2 separate regions of the Mus musculus genome follow, and region 1 is linked to region 2. Evidence: chromatin loops called from intact Hi-C (ENCODE). Cell type or tissue: heart. All regions are shown on one strand. Links, peaks and the distances in the headings refer to the core of each region. The heading gives the core; the rest is flanking DNA.

Evidence for each region. A loop is a pair of places that touch in the nucleus more often than their neighbours do. Peaks named below come from ENCODE experiments on the same cell type or tissue, not always from the same donor. Only the 100,000 strongest peaks of a DNase experiment are listed, where the experiment ranks them.
Region 1: it touches region 2 in a loop (5-fold over the local background); 4 of 42 quality-filtered maps call a loop at or near these places.

Annotation. Positions count from the first base shown.
Region 1 is chr1:17,038,003-17,046,339 of GRCm38, forward strand. The region is part of intron 2 of Jph1 (junctophilin 1); the gene reads right to left. Among named protein-coding and RNA genes, the nearest start is that of Gm46085, 56 kb to the right of the region's middle. In heart, for the core only: no CTCF peak of the experiment used is centred there; a DNase peak (open chromatin) is centred at 3,369.
Region 2 is chr1:17,093,012-17,101,348 of GRCm38, forward strand. Jph1 (junctophilin 1) reads right to left here and starts at 4,878. Exons shown (of 5, transcript NM_020604.2): 1 at 4,215-4,878. The coding sequence starts at 4,593. It overlaps Gm46085 (a long non-coding RNA gene), which reads left to right and starts at 4,822. Exons shown (of 3, transcript XR_001778833.2): 1 at 4,822-5,240; 2 at 5,670-5,814; 3 at 6,114-7,782. It overlaps Gm31982 (a long non-coding RNA gene), which reads right to left. Exons shown (of 4, transcript XR_865203.2): 4 at 5,562-5,774. In heart, for the core only: no CTCF peak of the experiment used is centred there; DNase peaks (open chromatin) are centred at 3,950, 4,220 and 4,910; H3K4me3 peaks cover 2,238 bases; H3K27ac peaks cover 1,785 bases.

The sequences.
Region 1 (8,337 bases), core at 116-8,115, 55 kb before region 2:
AACAAAACAACAACAACAAAAAAACCAGCCAAGTTACAGTTAGCATCCCCAGATCACCAAATTAGTAATTAATGTCTTCAACTTTGAAAGGAAGTATCGGTAGTTCATCCAGTTTCTTCTGGATTCTTAAATGTTCTCTACCTCTTCTCTTGAGAATCAACAACTTTCTGTTGTCTCTACTTGCTTTCATCATCTGTTACACTTTTATCCTGAGACCAATCTTTCTCCTGACAGTCAACAGGTAAAACTAAAAGTTTGTCCCAAGATAATGAGGAAAGAAAGATGTAAATGAACAAAGGCAATTGGTTTTTTCTTCAGTCTTTTAAATAAAAATAGCATGTGGAACAAAGGTGGTTTTGAAGATGAATACATAGACATCAAAATAAAAATGCATGCTACCTCTTAAAGATGGTGATGAAAATGAAGGCAAGATTTCATTTTTTTGTGTGTCTTCATGGGGACTGACTGGTACTGTGGCCTGTCAGTGGGGACAGGTGGACCCCTTGGTGCAGCCACTGAGGAATGTGGACCTTGCATTCTTAGATTCTACTCCAGAGTGAGAGGTGGACAGACAAACCAGCATCCTCCATAATGCTCAAGAATTCCAGGCATAGGAGCATATTATCCTCAAGAACAAAGGGGAATAGCTGATGCCATTTCCATTGAGGTAAGGATTCAGAATCTGATTTTGTTGTCTTGCAATGATGGTAAGTCACATTGGACCCTGAGGAGGCAGAGAGAGTTACCCAGTGTCAAAGTCCTGCTGCTGAATGTAGTATCTAAGAGCTTTAAGCCATAGTCTATACTTCAGAAATAACAGCAGACTTGGTAACAAAAATATGTGGCCTAGCCTTACCAATTGATTTTATCTTATATGAAGCATAAAGACAAACAGCAACCTTGTACTTTAAAAGTGAATACTATTCAGCTGTAAAAATAATGACATCATGAGCATTTATCATAGATAAATGGATGAGACTAGGAGAGATTGTATTGAATGAGGTAATGCAGACCAAGGAAGTCCAACATTTCATGTTCTCTCCCATCAGAGGCTCCTATCTCTGAGGCTGATGTGAGTACATGTCCTGAAGCAACTGCAGAAACCAGGAAGTCAAAAGGAGCATCAGGTGGTGGGTAGGGGAGCAAGAGATAAAGGAATAGCAGGCTACAAAGAAATGGCAAAAAGGAGTGAGGGTACTAATTACAGAGGAGGAAGGAGATATATACAGAAAAAGGAGTATGGATGATTGAAAAAGTTCATAAGGAAACATACTATTAACTATTTACTAAAAAAAAAATTTAAGAAGTCTCTGTGTAAACATATATATGTTATTAAAATAAAATGTTCTCATCTGGGCTGACAATGCTCCCTTCGAGAGCTGAAGATCACCTAAAAAAAATCCCAATATCAGGCATAAGCAGCTCTCTTTTGAGTTGTTGATAAAACTATTCAAGAGAATCCCCGAACATTACAGGTTATTGCTATTGCACTTAGTTGCCCCGAAAAGTGGAACATGATGCTACTGCTGAAGACACCATGTATTTTCAAACACATGATCCAGAGGCCCCTGAGTTACAACTTAACTGAAAATCTACTCCCTACCAGAAAGTGTCATTCAAACTTCTAAATGAGGGAAGAAACCAACAGCTCTACTCAGCTAGGATACCTACGAACCACAAAAATAACCAGCATGTCATGATAAGCCCAAGGGTACAGTAGTGGGGTGTATACCTTGGCATTAACCAACAGCTCTCCAGTTGGACTTATGAATCTGACAACTGAAAGGAAACCACACCTGGTATCAGAAACACAGGTGGGTAGGCAGGGCTGGTGAAGTATGGATTCTGGAGGAAAATCTACAATCTCCACTTTTCTAAGGCTAGAACAATCTCTAACTACCTTCTAAATATTTGTCCTTATATTCACAGATAAATGCAGTCTTCACCCCTCAACAAGGAAACTTCTTTGCTATAGATGGATATCATTATAAAAACAAAACCCTACAACTATTCAAAATGCAAAATTGTGGGATCCAGTCCCAAATGGTACACCTACAACACAATTCTTGCATATAAATCTCAGAGATCATTGTAGAAGACATGATGGAAGGATTTTAAGAGCCAGAGAATCAGGACATTTGTTATGAGACTCCTAAATAGTGTCAGAAACTAGACCCACAGTCTCACCAACATGACAGCCTAAACATGAGCTGAAGAAAGACAACAACAGACATTCCAAAGTGGCCAGGGTAAGGGTTTCAACCCCACGTACAGAACTATAGGCATCCACAGAACGTTGAGAGCAGGAGAAACAGCCTTCCCCAGGGAAGAACACACCAATTAGTTATCCTATACAAAGCTGTCAGCCCGGAAAGCACATCTAGAAGTAATAGTCTACACAATGAGCAGGTTATATTTATGTATGTAGGATTGTATGTGTATATGTATGTAACAATAATTAATGAAAAAAATGCCACAAATTTGAAACAGAGCAAGGAGAGATAAAAGAGCTTGCAGGAAAAGGGTGAATGACTTAATTTTAATTTCAAAACAAAAGGAATTATTAAAAAACCTGCTTTGTAGTTATAATTGTCAATTTTAAGCATATTAATTGTAAATTAATTACAATTAATTTAAATTAAATTTTGTAAGATGATAAATTCTTTGTATCAATAGACACCAACAACTGTAAGCCATCACTATGGGTGTGTGAAGGTGTCTTGTCTATGTTTGGGCTAAAACTTAACTGCATACATTCTCCTCTAATAAAATGTCTTCTGTTTTTGTTGGGAGTCAATAGAATAGGACAGGATTGGAATTAAGAATAACTAAAAACCTAGCAAGACAAACATTTTAGGGATGAAGTGTTTAACCAACATTAGATTCTGTGCTGACTATTCACTCTGTTTTGGCAACTAGTTAAGGCATGGTTGTTCAAACTTTTAAATTATGATTTCATTAGTTGAAACAGCAGGCTCTTTTATCAAATAAGTCTTTATTACAGGTCTACTATGTAATTCAATTCATGGGTTAAAAATGTCTCCTCTCCCTGGAAACCTAATTGCAAATGGTACTGCCTGACTTCTGATGTGAAATCATTAAACTGGAATTCAGTCATGAGACCTTATTTTAAAATAATATAGACAGTTTCTGCTTAGCTTTGGAAATAGCCTTCTGGGTGTTTCAGCATGTTACCAAAGTTCTTATCATCTGGGAATCATGGTGGGAAATGGAAGCCATGGAAAACCACCAGTAGGATCACAAGGTGTTCCATCCTGCTGTGTTCAAGCCCTACTGTCTAGCTTGAATGCCTGTTTTCCCATCTCTTTGCCATCTCTTGGCAAAGGGCCTCATTCCCTGTCACTTGCCATTTGTTCTGAGCTATTTTAAATCTGGACAAGTTGTGGTAGTAGGCTATATTTAAATTGGCCAGCACTGTGAAGAAATAGCTAATGCACGTGGCACCTTTTCCTTTTTTGATATAATCCAATTGTGCTTTGGCTGCAAATCAAATTGTGAGATTCTGTATCTTATACCCCCTAGCACACAAACCATTTCTACTCCCACTCCTGGCTCCCCAAGCAATTGACCCTTGATTGGGGGCCATGGGAGTCTTCTGGACGAGGTGTGACAGGGACCCAAGACCAGTCAGCAACCGCTTCCAGTAGTAAACAGAGAGACATGGGCAATAATGAAAGAGAAAGCAGAGACCCAGTGGCTCCAGGCTGAGTGGTGGAAACATCAGCAAAATCATTTCCCAAGGACCCAGTTCCAGATATGAATTTCATGAAATGTAATGTGTCCATTGTGAGCACCATCAAGGACATGGCACACATATGTAAAGCCAGCTTTCTCAGGTGTCTAAGCCTGGAAAAGGGGGACATAATGAGGGGCATGGTGTCTAGCCTGGTCCTCTGCCTCTGTCCCTTCATATGGTTGAACTAGACTTCTGTGCTAGGCAGGAGGGGGGAGGGGATTCTTAGTTGGAGTTACACCCTTGTTTTGCAGAGGAAAAACACTTTGGAAATGTTCTCAAATAACTAAAAGTTAAAAATAATGTAAAATTAAACACCTTTGTGGAGCACAGGTCTTTAGGTTCACAGTTCATGGTGGCCTAAAATTCAGACTTAAGATTCCATCGTGAGGAATTGGAAGACAAGGTAGCTTTGTAGAAGTATATCACAGACTTAGGGCTTTCATCAGACCTGAACTATGTGATGTTGATACTGATACGCCCACTTGCTCTGCAGAGGGTGGAAATCCAGGTGATGTACACCATTATGTTCCTCTGAGAGGCCTAAGAGCATGTAAGCTGAAACCAGGGGTTTTGCTTATTTATTTTGGCACTATTTACTTTGACTGCTTGTCTTATGAGAGGTTTCCTGCTGTAAGCCAAGTTTCTACCTGGTTGGTTTTGCTGAATATCTTTACAACCAAGCCAAGAACTCTGCTCAGTGGCAGAGTTCTTGTCAGGAATGGACAATGAATGCCTGGGTGCAATCTTTAGTACTGTCTTCCACTAAGAAGAAAAAAATAAAGAATTAAGACAAAACTCAAAACTAACCACTTTATTACCCATAGAGGTAGTGAACAACAGCCCGTGCTTTGCCTCCTGGAACAAGCAAGAAAACCACTTTAGAAATGGTATATATTAAAATTATATTTACTCACATAGACTCATCAATGAACTTGAAACCACTTTTAACTGTCCTTATCAAAGGAAGATCCCTTAGCAGGCTATTTGATTACTTTGTAGTCAGGGCTACAGATTTTTCAAACGTATTTTTACAGTAAGAAAGCAGAGATGAAGGAAACTGATCAAAATAGATGTTTGTTTTTACTGGAAGGCAAATAAGCGGTACTAAATATAATTATGATTTGAGTATAAGCAAAACACATCTCAAAATAAATTTCATACACTCCTCAGTGCTCTGGACTTTTAGTCTGTTAATTCCCAATTTTAATAGATATAATGTGATGCCATCTTCCTCCTGAATGCATTTCTAGTATAAGAAAATGACCAGTTCTAGTTTTGTCTGTTCTCTCTTTAAAGTACTACATGGGTTTTTGCCCCAATCCCTTATGCTGGGGTAAAACCCAGGTCCACACTGCTTACTAGGCAAGTGCTTTCTTTTGAGCCGTATACAAACATCCCAGCCCCAGGCTCATTATTAAAGGAAGTATGACAAGGGAAAATACGTGGTACTCTCCCATGGAACTCTGAGTCGCATTTGATATCTAGATCGAGCCTTGCACTTAAAGTCTGTGCCCAGAACCTGCCATGGCAATGCTGCTAAGGGGACCTGACCAAGGTCACAGTACAGCAGGTGAGGAGCACGTTATTCATACAGCGATGATAGATGTTTCAAACAGGCATCAGGTTTTCCTCAAAAAGCAAGCGGTAAGAGAAGAAGGTCTCAGCAACTTAAAAAAAGACATAATCAAGCATGAAACAGATGGAGACCAATACTAGTCTAGAAAAAAAGCCTGGAACTGTCATCTTTAGAACACATTTATGTGCATATTCATATTCAGTACAGATTCACCAAATTCTATTGGCTTAACCAGCCGTATGCTCATCCTTGTATCAACTGATGCAATACACATATGTGATGATGTTGGTTAACATTTTGACTTGTGTTTCACATGTACTATCTTTTGTAATCTGCCTGTTCTATCAATTGGTGCGAGTGGGTTTGAAGAAGCCATTTTCATCTGAATATCCACACCCACTGTGTTGATCAGGCTGTGCATTTTCCCTGCATTAGCCGTTCTTTCCACTGATTTTCTGTACTGTGAGGTGAATGTAAATTCTCTACTAGGTATGATTTTACATTTTTTCTTATACTGGAATAGCCATTATTATTATTATGTGAGTTGATTCTTTCACATAATAACCTTTCAGGAATAAGCAATTTTTAGTTTAAACAAAAAGTCCAAGAAATAGCTCTAGCCTCAAGAAACCAGTGACTACTTAATTCTTCAAAGGGTTTTATGTCCAGATATGGAACTCAGTGGCTATAGTACCTCCCTTTGACCCTTGCAAGGTCCTGCAAGTCTTGTTCTTTTTTTCACTGAGATTTGGCAGGTAATACTTGCTAAACTATCTGTAGCTCTTGCTCCATGCTCTTGGGTTGGTATATGAAGCCATGTACTTGCCAGGCTGGCCCTAGGCCACACTTGCATCCCATCATGGTCCCTGGAGTTCTCAATCCATCTGGAAGCTCTGACTGCTCCCTCCCTGATTTTTTGCCCTGGGTGCAGCCTGAGGTGTCTCTGCAACTTGTTAAACCTGGCACTGAAGACATAGGTACTTGAAGCCATAGCATAGTGTTACAATTACGGTGTAAAGGTAATCTTTGGGCTAGATTACCACAATGGAAATTCCACAGCTCTCTGTGCTTGCCCTATAGATGTAGACATACCATTTTGGATGCACAGATTTCAAAAACAGGTCAAAACTACTCTTATTTTTTACACCCAGAGTCGAGCTTCTTGCTGTTTGGCTAATGCATTCCTATACTTTTGTCTAATGTGTGAGTAGTAGTTCTCACGATTTATAGGTTGTAGCCAGGATGAGTTACTCAGCTTGCCTGGGTTTCATATTCTTCATCTGGCAAAGCAAACAGCATATAAAATCTGACTTTATACTTTTTTTTTCTCGCTATTTTCTTTATTTACATTTCAAATGTTATCCCCTTTCCTGGTTTCCCCTCAGAAAATCCCCTATCCCCCACCCCCATTCACCAACCCACCCACTCCCACTTCCTGGCCCTGGCATTCCTCTATACTGGGGTATAGATCCTTGACAGGACAAAGGGACGCTACTCCCATTGATGACCAACAAGGCCATCCTCTGCTACATATGTGACTGGAGCCATGGGTCCCTCTATGGTTGGTGGTTTAGTCCCTGGGAGTTCTGGAGGTACTGGTTGGTTGATATTGTTGTTCCTCTTATGGAGATGCAAAACCCTTCAGCTCCTTGGGTCCTTTCTCTAGTTCCTCCATTGGGGACCCTGTGTTCACTCCAATGATTGGCTGAGAGCATCCACTTCTGTATTTGTTAGGCACTGGTAGAACCCCCTCAGGAGACAGCTATATGAGGCTCCTGTCAGCAAGCACTTGTTAGCATCCACAAAAGTCTGGATTTGGTGATTGTATATGAAATGGATCCCCAGAGTCTGCTCTGGATGGCCATTCCTTCAGTCTCTGCTCCACACTCTGTAAGTCCTCCCATGGGTATTTTGTTCCCCATCTAGGAAGGACCAAAGTATCCACACTTTGGTCTTCTTTCTTTTTGATCTTCATGTGGTCTGTGAATTGTATCTTGGGTATTCTGAGCTTCTGGACTAATATCCACTTATCCCTGAGTGTATACCATGTGTGTTTTTTTGTGATTGGGTTACCTCACTCAGGATGATATTTTCCAGTTCCATCCATTTGTCTAAGAATTTCATGAATTCATTGTTTTTAATAGCTGAGTAGTACTCCACTGTATACATGTACCACATTTTCTGTATCCATTCCTCTGTTGAGGGACATCTGGGTTCTTTCCAGCTTCTGGCTATTATAAATAAGGTTGCTATGAACATAGTGGAGCATGTGTCCTTATTACATGTTGGAGCATCTTCTGGGTATATGCCCAGCAATTCTGAGGAACCACCATACTGATTTCCAGAGTGAAAATATGAGCTTACAATCCCACCAGCAATGGAGGAGTGTTCTTCTTTCTGCACATCCTTACCAGCATCTGCTGTCACCTGAGTTTTTTTATTTCAGCCATTCGGACTGGTTAGAGGTGAAATCTCAGGGTTGTTTTGATTTGCATTTCCTTGATGACTAAGGATGTAATTGAGTCCATTGATGTTAAGAGATGTTAAGGAATAGTATTGTTCCCTGTTATTATTGATGTTATTTTTATGTTTGTGTGGGTATCTGCTTTTGGGTTTGTTGAAAGATTACTCTCTTGTTCTTTCTAGGGTGTAGTTTCCCTCCTTGTGTTGGCATTTCCCGTCTATTAGCCTTTGTAGGGCTGGATTTGTGGAAAGATACTGTGTTTGGTTTTGTCTTGGAATACTTTGGTTTCTCCATCTATGGTAATTGAGAGTTTGGTGGGTATAGTATCTGGGTTGGCATTTGTGTTCTCTTAGGGTCTATATGACATCTGTCCAGGATCTTCTGGTTTTCATAGTCTCTGGTGAGAAGTCTGGTGTAATTCTGATAGGCCTGCCTTTATATTTTACTTGACCTTTTTCCCTTACTGCTTTTAATATTCTTTCTTGGTTTAGTGCATTTGTTGTTTTGATTTTTATGTGACACGAGAAATTTCTTTTCTGG
Region 2 (8,337 bases), core at 61-8,060:
AAAAATAGTTTCAGAGTTCTTCTACTTAATAACCAAGATAAGTTTTAAAAAACAACCTGGTAGAGATTTTTAAATGCTCTTTGGAAGCAATGAAGGCTAAACTAAGGAGCTCAGAATTCTCAAAGTGAAGGCTATTTCCATTCAATTAAAGGCAAATTTTGCATCGTAGTGTGCCCCCAGAACAGCTATCTGGAAAAATTTCAAATGTGATTACTTTGTTGTTATTCCTAACAATTCCCAATGTCAAAGAAAATAAATCATGATTATAGAAGGTGATGACCTTGCTCTGTTTCTTATTATATGTTATAATTTACATTACCTTGCAGATTTCCAGTGACTAGGACACATTTTTTTTAATACAACCAGAGATAATGCTGTTGGGTACTATTATTTCTGAAGATGGTTCTTAGTATATAGTGCAGGCTGGCTTGGAACTCTCAGTCCTCCTGCCTTAAAAATGCAGGGATTACAAGTACACAGTACCACACCTGTCTAGTGCTATTCCTAAGTCAATTTCAAGACCCCCCTCTCTTTCTTCTCAGGCTGACATATTTACATTATAAAAAAACAACCACAGAGTAACAATGGGGATAACATGGTACTAAGGGGTCTGGTACCATGACTGCCATATCTTGAGTAGACCTGGAGTCTTAACTTCATGCCTATACATTTCTAAATAGGGTGGGGCACAGCTCTCAAAACAGGGCAAGATTGTTATATACAAACATGTCAGAAGCTGAGTGTGGAAGTATATGCCTGCAATCGTAGCACGTGGAAGACTAAGACAGAAGGCTACTGTGTATAGGTCAGTCTGGGCTACTCAGTTGAACCTCGTTTTAAAAAAAAATATTTGTGGCATTTTCCCCATGATAATAAGCTTCATACTGAATAAACACTGCTGCTTCAATAGAAAAAAAAGTTGTTATAAACTTTCAACTTTGACTTTTCCTAGATGAACCCTAAATAGTAGGATAAAAGTTATATAACCTTATACACAGAATAAAATGAACCACTGTCTTTAATATTTTGTGTTGTTAAAACTCCATATTTCTACCATTTTAACTTTTCCACAGAATAATTTTGCTAAAATAATTTGTAAAAGATGCTGTTTGGCCTAAGTAGTTATGCTTTTAAAGCACAACCATGATATTTTAATAAATCATAAATAGCGATGGAAAGTCATTGGCCACTTTTCCTCTGAAGGACAGCTCCAAAGTCAAGCCTGGCTTTACTTTCTCAAAAACCTGCTTGAACACTCAGGCTGCTTATAAAGAACAGCAAGGATTAGAAAGTTTAAATATCCTTGGAACTATCAAATAGAATGGGGGCAGGAAACAAAGGTACCAGTGCCCTTCCCTTCTGAGTGGTTACACTATCACAGTACTGAAGAAAATCCCTCCAGGACATGCTCAGCACCACTAGGAACCTGTTTGTTCAAAGTCTAAGCAGTTGGTCTGAAATTTTAAAGAGGTTTGGTTTAGTCAAGGAACCTAGAAAACAAGACCTATTTCTCTAGGAAGCAGGTGGGCTCCAAGTTCTTTTGTCCAAAAGGAGTAGTGACTTACTATTCTCTGTTCCTAAGACACAGGGCAAGTTTAACACACAAACAAATGTGTTTTGTTGTTGTTGTTTTCTTTCTTTTTTTTTTTTTTTCTTTTACTGCACAATATTGTTGAGAATAGCTTCTGGACCAAAATGAATTTTAGTCAAATTTGAACTACTGTGTGCCAAATTTAAGAATATGCTTCAAATTCTATAATCAACTATAAATCTAGTTTAGAAAACAATGGCTAGGACTGAGGATGTAGCTCTAGTGGTAGAGTGTGTTCTTGGCATTAATGAAGCCTTAGATTCCATCTCCACATGGTCCTGGCCCATAAACCTGGTCCTGGAAAGGTGGAGGCAGAATGCTTATAGTTCAGAGTCACACTTAGCTTAAAGCTAGCATGGGCTACAGTAACCCTGTCTCAAATACATAAATAGCCCAGTGGGTCTTCCTAGATATCTTCCATAGCTTTATAGTAGGTTTATCAGAATTTGTACAAAAGAATCTGGGCACCTGGACTTGAATTTCATGAATATGATGCATTTAGTTCTTAATATTTAGGGACTCTATTTCAGTGACACTTTACAAAGAAATCTCTAGTGAAATAAAGTGCGAGTTCTCACATGGAATTATTCCTTCCTTCCCTGCTGTCACTAAAAATATGTAGGAAGGGAGGCAGAATTAAGCTAACTCAGGAATAGAGAAGCTGCTATTCCTACTTGGACTAAAACCTCTGAATGAATTAATTGTATCTGTTTAGGCCATTGTTTTTAAATTATCGATTTTCTGATAAAAGGTGTTAACAGAAGGAAAACCAGTAAACTGACCAGCAAAGAGTAAGCATTCAAAAGTGACTTACATGTTTAACATTTTTTCTTGATTATAGCATACCAGGGTCTTGTTTGTTTGTTTGTTTGTTTTGTTTAAACTTTCAAAGTTGGTTTAAAACAGAAGGCAGATTATTCAGTTACTTGGAGATATATTTGGCCTTGTGCAAACAACAAAGACACATCGGCTTTTCTGTGCTCTCATGTTCTGATTACTAAGCATAACAAATACCCTAAAGTCACCAAGTTTCATTTAATGAGTTTTAACTTTTAAAGAAAGTCTATATTGTAATTAAACTACAATAAAATAAGTCTATCTTATAATCTTTAAAATAAGGGCTTTAAAATGATCATATTAAAAAAAAAACAACTAAATTTTTACGGTTGAACACAGTATTTTGTTATATCAGAGCTAAGGCTTCCAATAAAATCCAGAAACAATATTTGTAAGGCTGTCAACCAAGGCATATTGTGGTTCTGAAGAGTAAATGGCCCTGTTAAACTATCAAGGCACTCAGGGCTCAGCCCAAAGAAAAGTACTAAGATCTCCCCCCTCCCACCCCCCCCCCCCAATCCATGAGAACCATATCCTTATTTATACTGCAGGGCCAAATGGTATTAAAAAAAAAAAAAGCAAATCCTACCATTCTGCTGTTTTGCATTTGAAACACAGCCCAAGTGTTCTGAGCAAGTGAAGTGTACAAATTGTATAAGCTTTTATATAAGCAATAGCATAACGGAATTTCAGTGGGCTGGAGAAACTTTTAATTGGATCCCTTTAATATCCTCCAACTCTGAAGCAGCTTAATTTCAAAAGGTGACATCCTATAATCCTTTTCAATTAAATATGACTATGTTTATTATCAGAAAATAGTCTTTGCCCAAACATAGCCCTATTCATCTCTCCCAGCTTTGTCTTTAAAAAAATTAATCAACTTTTGACCCCTGTTTCACTAATGTATGCTTTCTTAGCGGAAAAAAAAAAAAATGAACCCGTTCCTATAACATACAGAAATTATAAGGCAAACATTGTTAAATCACAACCAGGCTTACTTTTTAGGCCACACCCCTAATGTATATCCAGGATATAGCATACTCTTTAACCTTTTTAAATATTTAATGGAAACTCCGTCCATTTTTCCTAAAGCATTTTCTCAAGATCTCCAGGTCAGCAAAGATTACAGTTCTTCTGATTCAAAAGTACTTTAAGGAGCCAAGTGAAAGTTAGGGAGAAAATTAGGAATGCCGCTTGCTTTGGGCAGTTGCTCTGCTGCCTGTAACTAGGACTCTAGAAAATACACCCTCAATAAGGTCCAATTCCCCAACATCCTACTTATGGGGTTCTGGCTTCTATCTTTAGGCTAACTGGAGGGCCAGAAGCGAAATACGAGACTCTACGTGAAACCAAACCGCGCGGCGGTCAGCACCGACCGGCAGCCACACAGCTCAAGACGTCCCTCTAACTCCTCCGGAGTGGCGATTTCAAACCCGGCCTGGAGAGGGAGGGATCAGGAATGTAATGTGACAGGCTCAAGTGACAGTGTCCTCTCTCCTGCCCAGCCCTCCCGGGGCAGCGCGGCTCTGGGCCCCGGCCAGGTACCTGCACGCCTAACTCCCGGGGTATGGACAGCCTACCCGCCCGGGGAGCCGCAGACACTTGCGACCCAGCCGCGAGACCAAGTGGTCTCCCTCGAAATGGGGAGGAGGGCGAGAGGGAGGGTAGACTCCCCAGATGTTTTGGCGGGTTTCCGGACACGTGCGTCTCGCGTCCTCCCCACGTCCCCGAAGCCAGGGAAGAGCCCACCGCGTCAGCCCTCGGAGACTCCCGAGATGCCGCTCACCTCCATCCCCGTAGGTCTCCACGCCGTACCCGTCCTGCAGCCCGTTACTCCAGGTCCCCTCGTAGCGGGCGGGGGTGCACAAGCTCTGCCGGACCCCGTAGCGCCCCTTGAAACCATGTGACCACTCCCCCCGGTACATCCACTTGCCCTTCGTCTCCACCCCCAGCCCGTGCCGCTTGCCCTGCGCCCAGTAGCCCTGGTAGGTGTTGCCGCTGGGCCAGGTGTAGACTCCAACCACCTCGAAGCCGTGCGACCAGGAGCCAGAGTACTCGCCCTGGCCCTTGGGCCCCGTGCAGATGCCATGCCCGTGCGCCTTGCCCTCCTCCCAGCCGCCGCAGTAGGTGCCGCCATCGTCGAAGTCGAACCTTCCGCCCGTCATTCGGGGGGCAGCCCCGGCGCGCTCCTCGTGGGGGCACAAACGTGGGCAGAGCTGGGCACCGCAGGGTGTAGCTCCGGGGTAGGGGCCCGTCGGGCGAGCTCACGACTGCGCCCCGGGCAGCTCGCACCGCCGATCGGCTCCAGTCCGACGCCGCCCCCGTCTTCCCCTCCTCTTTCGCCGTCGCCACCGCCGCCTCTCTCCCTCCTCCTTCGCCGCCGCCCCGGCCAGCGCCGCGCGCGAGAGGACAGCCCAGTCTCCAGAGCGGACTTTCAGCTGCTCCCACCCGCCCACGTGAGCCGGGCACCGCCCCGCGCCCGCCCCTAGTCCCCTCCCTGGGCGCGGAGGCCCGGCCCCATGACACGCCCGCCCGCACGCCCGCCCGCCGGGCCCTGCCCCCAGCCCGCGGAGCCGAGCTTCTCCTCCGGCTGCTTGGCGCGCGAGCTCTGGGCACGTGTGTGTCTGCGGAGTGGGCTGTGACTGGGAGGGCCAGTGTACTCTGAGACGTGAGACGGTCAAGCCTGCGGATAAAGGTGCGGCTGCCTGTGCTGGGGACCTGCTCTTTGCTGCTGGAACCTCCAGCTTTTCAATTGTGTTTAGTCTTCTACAAGTGAGGCCACCTGTGTGATAGAGTGACAACTCTTGTGTAGGTGGGTGGTGGTGGTGGTGGTGGTGGTGGTGGTGGTGGTGGTGGTGGTGGTGGTGGTGGTGGTGGTGTGTGTCTGCATAGGGTTTGTAGTTGCATTTTTTCCCCCAGCATTCCAACTTGAGCTCTGTTGGATTTGTCATGCGCAGCTGTCATCATGAATTAATATGCTCCAAATATATGTCTGCATGTGATAAATCTGTGGCAGCCTAGATATAATTGTGCAGAATGTTCTTTTACACCTACCCATTTCAGGGCACATGTGTTTGCATTTCTTTTCATGAAGATTCCAAGAGAGGCAATGCAGTTTGAAAGAGCATGGGCATGAGTTGTTTGGGTTTTATTTGTAGAAGTGATGGGCTTTGTAGCTGGCATTGCAGGAACACAGGGCATTGTCTTTTACATTCCAGCCTGTTCCCTCATCTGTTCTCAGCTTTAGAAATGCTACATCCTGGAGCTGTGCACCCAAACAGGCTTAGTCTGTATGTATTGCTTGAGTGCCTGGAATGCACACCTGGGACCTCTCCACTGTCGCCCACTGTTTAGAAAAGAAAACACAGTTTTCAAGGAGAAATATGGTAAGTAAAGCACTCTGCTAATGTAACAAAGAAGCCATGAACTTCTAAACACAGGACAGGTGTCAGCTGATGCACTCTCCTGCAGCAGCACTCACTGCCTTGTTGAACTCACTTCAGATACCTCCTCTAAACTTTATCTCCATTTTCTCAATGGAAATACCCTCCCCTTTCTGTGTTGGGGAAAGACTTGGTGTATTTCGATGGTAGTACCCGTAAAGTCAAGAATTGCTAACAGGATAGTTGAATCACATACTACAGCCTCTTTTAGGAGTGGCATTGATCTCTCCTTGCCTTCACAGTGCCAGTGGAGGAAGTCTTTTCCCCAGGTCACAAGCCAGGGTCTCAGAAGGACTCTCAGATTGTGCATTCCTGCTGTTCCCCAGGCTGAGAGGACAAAACAGGTGAGCACTTGGGCCTCTCACTAGGTGGCTGATAATCAGATAAAAACCCTAAAGGACAACTGTCAAAAGGAGAGCAAGAGAAAAGGATTCTTTCCTGAGCATAATTCCTTCTCTCAGAACTGGAGCTGTCCTTTCCTGCTTATCTGTGTAAATGACAGAAAGGAAAAACGAAGACAAAACAAAACCAACAGAAAACCCCCAAAACCCCAACTCTGTTTACACTGAGCCAAATCACCAAAAAGAATTAGAACCCCTCGCCCATGGCACTGCTTGTGAAGTGCCAGGAATAGTGCTTACCCTAGTGGCCTGAAGTAATCAGGCATCTTGCTCAGCATCCCTTTCTGCACTGGGGATTGATTTAGGCCACTGGGAAAATGAGGACCCAGGGCTTTGCAGCTGAGCCACAACTCTTTTTCTCAGTCACAGGAAACACTGGCATTGGGGGCTCACACAGCATCAAGTCCCACTTGTTCTGAGGGTTTGGTCCGATAGGAAAAGAAGAGCTGCTCAAACTGATATTTCTTTTCTTTGTCTTTCAAGTGGTGTTCTTCCCAGAGGCAGCACTTGTGCTTTGTCTTTTTGTTGGGTTTTGTTTTGGGACCTACTTCTAGTGTTAGGATCCCAGTGTTCTTTAAGAGTTTTTTTTTTTTTTTTTTTTCCCTTGAAGTATTTGTCTTCCTCCCCAATTCTCTAAAACTGAGGGCTTTCAAGGAGTACACTAGACATCACAATTTTCTGGCTTCTGCAAAAGCTACCTAGTCATTCATGGTACAGGGAAAGTAATGGTAAAGTCTGCATTTACCATCTGGGCGGGGTATGGAGGTTTGTGTAGGATAACACACAGCTCTTCTGCCTAACCTTCCTTAGAAAGAACCTTAAGTAAAATTGAGAACCGTGCAGTAAATACGAGCTGTTTAATTTCAACAAAACTTAATTCTAGCCTAACTGCGACTGACTCCTACGGGAGAAAGTTAGTAATGAACTTTTACTGGCTCCTGAACAGTTTTTCAACCAATGAAGAGCATGAGCCCATATTTCTATTTACCTCATGCTACCACAAAGAGATGCCTCCTCATCCCATAGCCGTGTATATAAACGTAAAGATTGAGGTTTGGTGGCCATGCTAGGAGAGCAGAGGGCAGAGCAAGAGGTGCAGAGCAAGTAGATCCTGGCAGTGGAATACTGTTGTAATTTCAGAGTCAGGGTTAGTAATGTCCTTATGTTCCCTCTCTCTCTGAACCTTTGCCCTGGATAAGGGGGAGTTGAATTTAGCTTTAAGACTGGATTAGTAAGAAGAGAATGTGAATGTTGGTGTGACAGGTGGAATGGGGGAGGTCAGTAAAGCCCAGGGGCCAACAATTAGCAGCTTCTTTTCCTTTGTACACAAAACCCAGCCATTACTAGTTTCTCTTCTAAAACATTTTTTATAATAAACAGTAAGCTGGTGCAGTGTATGTCCAGTTCATATGTTGGTAAGGATGTTTTGCTTACAATTTAATGATGTTATTTTTTAGTGATATGATTCTATTAGAATTACTGAGAGTTTTAATAAAAAGTTTATAGATGACAAAAAGGCTGAAGTATGAGTGTTTATTGTTTCAGGAACATGAATTAAGAGCATAAAGACATATATAGAATTAAAGTGAATCACATAATTCAAAATGAACATTATTAGCTTGATTTGTAAAGAAATCCAAATGATTCATTTGTGATAAGTGTTCATGAAATTTAAGTAAATTTTAAATTTAATTAATTTTGAAAAATTAGAGATCTAAGCTTTTTAGATAGCATGAAATCAGAAGAATACCAAAGTCAGTGTTCTTCAAATTGTTTGTTTAGTGTAATTACTGCACACCAGTAAGCTTTTTAAATCTCATTTTTCTGTACTACTGATTGAACCCAGGGCTTGGTGTATGCTAGGTAAGCACTCTACTTCTGAATATATCCCCAGCCCTTCTTTATTTTTTCTTTGAAGAAGGATATTGGTGAGTTGAGTGTCTTGGCCTGGATCATTAAATTCTCCTGCCTTACCATCCTCCCACAAGTGTGTGGATTATAGCTTTGTGCCAACAACGTGTCTTCAGTCTTTTAATACTGTTTTTATTGGAGAGTACTTTGAAAG